Linked DNA regions of Mus musculus: region 2 is linked to region 1. Evidence: chromatin contacts called from ENCODE POLR2A ChIA-PET data. All regions are on one chromosome and are shown on one strand. Each heading gives the region's core, a stretch centred on a gene start or an enhancer-like site at or near the end of the contact. The rest is flanking DNA. Distances are from core to core; before and after follow the strand shown. Region 1 holds the start of Tbc1d23 (TBC1 domain family, member 23). Region 2 holds the start of Nit2 (nitrilase family, member 2).

Region 1 (2,891 bases), core at 116-2,615:
CTTATTTACAATCTCAGAGAACAAAATTAACTTTAGCTTGCTACATGTGTACCTGTCAGTCCCCAGAAGACCAGCTACTCAACTGCTATATCGTGTATTCCTTTCTGTTATTTCTATTGTCCTCAATTAGTAAAGTACAAATTTACCAAAGGCTTGCATTGTGTGTAGGTACACCGTGACAGTGATATATAAACACTGTGAAAAACAACAGCAAAATCCATGAGTCTTACACCTGGTCAATACAGTTAGATCAACTGTAAGATATACACGTGCACACACACACACACACAACTTCAAAAGTAGAAGTGTCCACCAAAAATTAATGACCCTCAGTGGGAAAAATAATGCCTACCAAAAAGGTATTGGCAGGGTTGGGGATGTATCACAGTTGGTAGAATGCTTGTCCTAGCACACAGGAAGCCCTCGGTTCAATCCCCAGCCCAACACAAACCAGGCAGGATGGAGCTTACAAGCCAGCACTCGGGAGGAGAAAGCAAAAGCATTGGAAGTCCACAGTCATCCTCAGCCACTCAGAAAGTTCGAGGCCAGCCTTGGGCTACATGAGTTCCTTTAAAAACCAAATCTTCCCACAGCCCCAGAGACACATGCAAATGCCCGGGAGAAACAGTAACAAAATTCAAAACGCCCTCCAAGTCATGAAATTAAATTGTGAGGAAAGTGGTGGGGAAGAAAAAAAAATAATAATAACAAATGTTAGAAACTGTTGGGAGATAAACAAAATTAATAATAATAATTTTTTTTTTTAAAGACAACCCTGAACTACGTAGAAGGAATCTTGCTGGGTGTATCTCACGACCTCTGCACTGTCAAAGGTCGCGGTGGTTATTTCAAAAGATCTCATTTCAAATGGTCTGAGATCTCCATCCAAGAACTTCCTCCTTAGTGCGCCCATTCCAACTCCCTGGCTAGGGACTCGGCGAACTCAGTGGGGAAGCCACTCTCTTCGCTGGGCCAAGCGGGAGGACCTGACTTAGGCGCAGATCCAGGATGGCCCCTGAGTCCCCGGGATTCTGCCCCAGCCGCAGAAGCCCGCGGGCAGAGGGGACCCTGAAGCAGAGGGGGCGGGGCAGGGGCTCAGAGGAGGACAGGTGCCTTTTGCTCCACGCCCCGCCAGCCAGCACCTCGGGGACAGGCAGGATGGCGAACAGGAAGAGAAGGGGCCAGTGGGAATTAAACCTGGGCTCGCACTCACCAGCTGTCCCCGCCCGACGTTGACAGTGGCAGAAGCTCTTCTCCTTCCGCCATTGCTGTTGACGTCCACGTCACTTTGCCGAAAAGTGGACCTGGCACCGAGACTGTCTCAGAGATTCAGTGTCGTAAAAGGAGTTATGAAGTCTGAGACTTGAGACTCACCAGAGCGAAAGAGGGAGGAGGCGAGGAATTGGAAGGATGCAACGTCACCACGTCTCTAGGGCGAAAGGCGGAGCCCGGAGCTTTGCGAGAGGGAGAAGATTATGGAAGACCACAAATCCCAGGATGCCAAGGGCCCGCGAACGGAGTGGGCGGGGCACAAGGCTTGTGGGCGGGGCCGACCCTGGGGAGTGGGAGGGGTTCTCCGGGATGGGGCGGGGCGCCACGCTGCGGGCAGGCGTGGCTCAGAGGAGACTCTGAAAGTGAAGCATCCTGGCTTGGCGTCTTAATGTTTGGGTCTCTGGCTGTCCGGTGTGAGCCAGAATTGAGAATCCCAGCTAGTGGAGAGAGGAGGGCAAGTATGAATTCACACAGAGAAGGTAGGCTGAATAGAAAAAAAGGAAAGGACATACCACATCATTTGTAAAGACCATTCAAAAAAATAAAAAGGCCAGGGACTTAGTAAACCATACAGCACTTGCCCAGCATCCTCAATGATTCAATCACCAGAGCTACAAGAAAAATAAAAATACACGAAGGACTCTGTCAAGCTATCCAGTTAAGAAAATTATACTCTAGTCTTCTATCTTAAATATGTCTTCTAACAGCCAGGAGAATCAACTGTAGTTCTGAAACTGAAATTCCAGTTTAAAAAATCAGTTTAAGAAAGCTGCCGAGGGGGGCTGGTGAGATGGCTCAGTGGGTTAGAGCACCCGACTGCTCTTCCGAAGGTCCAGAGTTCAAATCCCAGCAACCACATGGTGGCTCACAACCATCCGTAACAAGATCTGACTCCTTCTTCTGGAGTGTCTGAAGACAGCTACAGTGTACTTACATATAATAAATAAATAAATCTTAAAAAAAAAAAAAAAAAAAAGAAAGCTGCCGAGATCCTTCCCTTCCTAGCCAAAGTCCCATTTGTCCCTCTAAATGGGCCTCCTTGTTCCGCACCCAGGTTTCATCCACAGTACCAGTATTACCAAAACACTAGCCCCTGGGCTATCTTTGCCTAGTACAGATTCAGGGAGGAGCTGAACAAATATTTTTAAGCCCAGGAACAACGATGCAGTTAACTACATGAAATTTATGGATAAATCTGAAAATGCCATTGTTAGATGAACCAAACAGATTACAAACAAAAGGCATCGTTTATGTTTGATATCAATATATTAGCAATAGATGCATGCACACTGAGAAATGCAGGGGTAATGTGTAGAAAAACTGAAAACAATTAAGTTTTAGATGGGGCAGGAATGACCAGAAATAGCTTTAATTAAGTAAAGTAAGTTTCTGTTCGATTGGTTGGCTGGTTATGTTTTGTTTTGTCTTTTGAGACAGTCTCACTAGTAACCTTGAGGAGCTCAGAATTTGCTTTGGAGACCCGGCAAGACCAGGTTTGGCTTGACTCCGGGGCTGGTGTCTGTGAGCTCCTAAGCGCAAGTGTTCTTCCTGCCTCCGCCGCTCAAAGAAGCAGTACGAGAGGTGTTTGCCACTATATTGGTTCTAATGTTTAATATTTC
Region 2 (2,891 bases), core at 247-2,746, 64 kb before region 1:
TGAGTCTTTAAGGAAGCCCCCCATGGATTTCTTACTGCTTGTCTGAACAGGGGAGGTGATCTTGTTCAAAACTTGTAACCACGTTTGACATCTTATGATAAAGGTCGCTACTAGTCTTTGTGAAAGATGAGACAAATACGAAACAATATTAGGGTTCCAAAAGGCATTGCTGGAGGTGGGACATAAGAGGACCACTGCCAGCACGCAGTACTGTGGTGGATCCACAGCTCCTGAAGAATGGGCAGGCTGCCCTGATACTTACAGGCAGAGAAACTATGTTGGCACCTTGCTTTGCTGCCTCCCGCACTAGGCTACAAGCCCGGGTAAGGTTATCTGATTTAATGGAAGAAACTTGAAGCTGTATGAGGGCCAGGCGGAAAGCTGGGGAAAAAAGAAAAAAAAAAAAAAAAAAAAAAGTCATCAGATCTGCCCACTAAGTTCACCCAGGGCCAGGATTCTCAAACAGGATATCAGGCAGTATTTGAACATGGTTTTTGATTGACCCAACTACTGGCAATCTAAAGGGGTATATCGACAACACTGACAAAACCTGGCTTCTGAAGAAGGCCGAAGCTCTCCTTAAAAGTATAAAAACTATGATCGCTCATTCCTTGGCTTATCCTAAATATGATGAGAGAGAAAAAAAAAAAAAAGGCATTTAGCCCCTAACACCTCTTAATTGAACAGTGCCAGAATCTGTATAAAAACAAATGAAACCAAAACCTGGCATTATTTTCAGGTTAACAGACCTTGAGCTGTCACCAGAGTATCACAGAAACTCACTAATATCTCCCCTAACCCTAGGAAGTTAGACTGCCTCTGCTCCTGAGGCAGGAAAGGATAATAAAACTATAGTTTTGTTTCTAGCTTCTTCCAAAAGCCACCCAATATGGACAAGGTCCCGACCCAGGTTAGGGGCCGGTGCAAAAGCGCCCTCTGCAGGCTTACGCAGGAAAACCCCTCCACTGGGGTCCTCCGTGTGCAAGACTTGTTGCTTCCCCTTCTCCGGAAAGCGATTAATGATTTTGAAGATGAACAAGTCGGGGCGGAGGGCACGAAAACACCTCGAGTGACGGGCCTATTACGGGAACAACATTTACATGAATATGCCAGGACAGTGCAACTATAAACTTTTACAGACGAGGAACTGCGGAGTGAGGTGTGATTATCCACCGCTTTGTGAGGCGAGGAAGTCAGAGCCACGAGTTGGACACCACCACCCAACCCGCAAGCTGACCAGCTCCGACAGCACAGGACGCCCCGCGCGGAGGCCTGTGCTCGCACGGCCAGCCGCCCCTGGGCTTCGCCGCGCCGCGGACACCGGTGACAAGAGCCACCGGCATGGCTGACCGGGGGACGCAAGGACCCAGCCGGCTCATCTGCACCGCCGCACGGAGGACCCCGCTCCCGCTGGGAGCTGGACAACCAGACCACGAGCCACTTACTAGACATGGCTCTTCCACGGTGCACCGCAGGCCACAGGGACTCCTGCCAGTCAATCTCCTCCGCAGCGTGCAGAAGGCGGGGCCGAGCCGCGCGCGCAGAAGGGGCGTGGTCAAGGGCTGGGTCGAGGGGCGGAGCCTCGATGAGCTTTGAGGATTTTACTGTTTTGTTTTGTGCTGTGCTGTAATGTAGGTGAGTAAGCCTCCGACTTTGTGCACATTCAGTACCAGTCTACATTCTTGCCTGGGCACCGTACTAAAAATGGCTCACCCTTTGCGGTTGCATACACCAAGAAGTGATAATTACAAATTCTTTATATAGGGCCTTCAAAAGCAAAGTCAAAAAAGAGAAGCCTACGTTATGGTAGTGTGCCATAAATGGTCTGGGGTAGAAAGGTCCTACTTGTGGCACAAAGGACATAAATTTCAGGTTAGATCATGGCAGTGGCCAGGGTAACGATGCTCCATGCTGACTGGCTTGAGGAAGTGCACCTGGTTGTTTTAGGCTAGCAGGACTTCAGAACCTTGCTCCTAACTGGGCTGGGGAAAGAGATAGAGTTGGTGCTAAGCAGTATTCTACGATTTGACCTTTGTATTTATTATTTAATTTTTATTCATTATCATTTATGTAAATATTTATTTTTGTTTTGAGCTTTTCCGGTTTTCAGACAGGGTCTCTTGTAGCCTAGGCTGCACTTTAACTTGCTATGTAGCTAAGGCTCACCTTGACGTCTAATCCTCCTGCTCCCACTCCTGAGTGCAGGGATTGAGTCCTGTAGCAACACACCCAGCTAGTGACATTGCTTTCTAAGCTTTGCAGTGCTTGCAAGTTAAAGTCTATACCTTGTCACATTTGCAGAGCACGGAGCCAAGGGGATTAGAGAGCTTGACAAGAGGAAAGAAAGCCTGCAGATCAGATCCCCAAAAGAAATTTTAGTCAGCTGTCTTCAGTGGGGCTGAGCTTTTCACAAACTTTGGGAGAGACAGAGAGAGCCAAACAGAGAGACAGAGAGAGGGAGAGAGAGAGAACCATAAACAGCAGTTTGAAAAGGACAAAGCAGGGCTGGAGAGATGGCTCCGTGGTTAAGAGCACTTGGTGCTCTTGCAAAGGACCTGGGTTTGGATCTAAGCACCTACATCGTCCTGAGGGGATCACAGAATTGTTTCTTCCAAGAACCTGAGAACACTGGGGAAGCGGGGTGAACAAAGAATGTATGCGCTGGAGGAAGGTGTGGGGATGGGTTGCAGTATGGCCTTATGTCTTCCAGGGTTAACATATTTACCCCATCTTCATCTTGCATTAGAAACTGCAGTGGCCTGGTAGCCATGGCAACTACTGAAGACAAAGCCAGGTCTAAGGTGACAGATCTATTGACAGCTCTAGTAGAAAGAGGGGGGAAAGGTCACAGAAACCTCACTCCCTGAGCTCAACTGATCCTCCTTCCTCCT

What was found. ChIA-PET counts read pairs that join two places held with the same protein, here RNA polymerase II (POLR2A).
Region 2: POLR2A ChIA-PET joins it to region 1 with 16 read pairs in embryonic stem cell. The contact joins the promoter of Nit2 here to the promoter of Tbc1d23 in region 1. POLR2A ChIA-PET finds 5 or more read pairs at or near these places in 4 of 5 experiments (Patski and embryonic stem cell).

Annotation. Positions count from the first base shown.
Region 1 is chr16:57,230,101-57,232,991 of GRCm38, forward strand. It overlaps Tbc1d23 (TBC1 domain family, member 23), which reads right to left and starts at 1,366. Exons shown (of 19, transcript NM_001358433.1): 1 at 1,214-1,366. The coding sequence starts at 1,266.
Region 2 is chr16:57,165,836-57,168,726 of GRCm38, forward strand. It overlaps Nit2 (nitrilase family, member 2), which reads right to left and starts at 1,497. Exons shown (of 10, transcript NM_023175.1): 1 at 1,446-1,497; 2 at 263-381. The coding sequence starts at 1,452. It overlaps Gm16892 (a long non-coding RNA gene), which reads left to right and starts at 1,534. Exons shown (of 2, transcript XR_003951893.1): 1 at 1,534-1,635.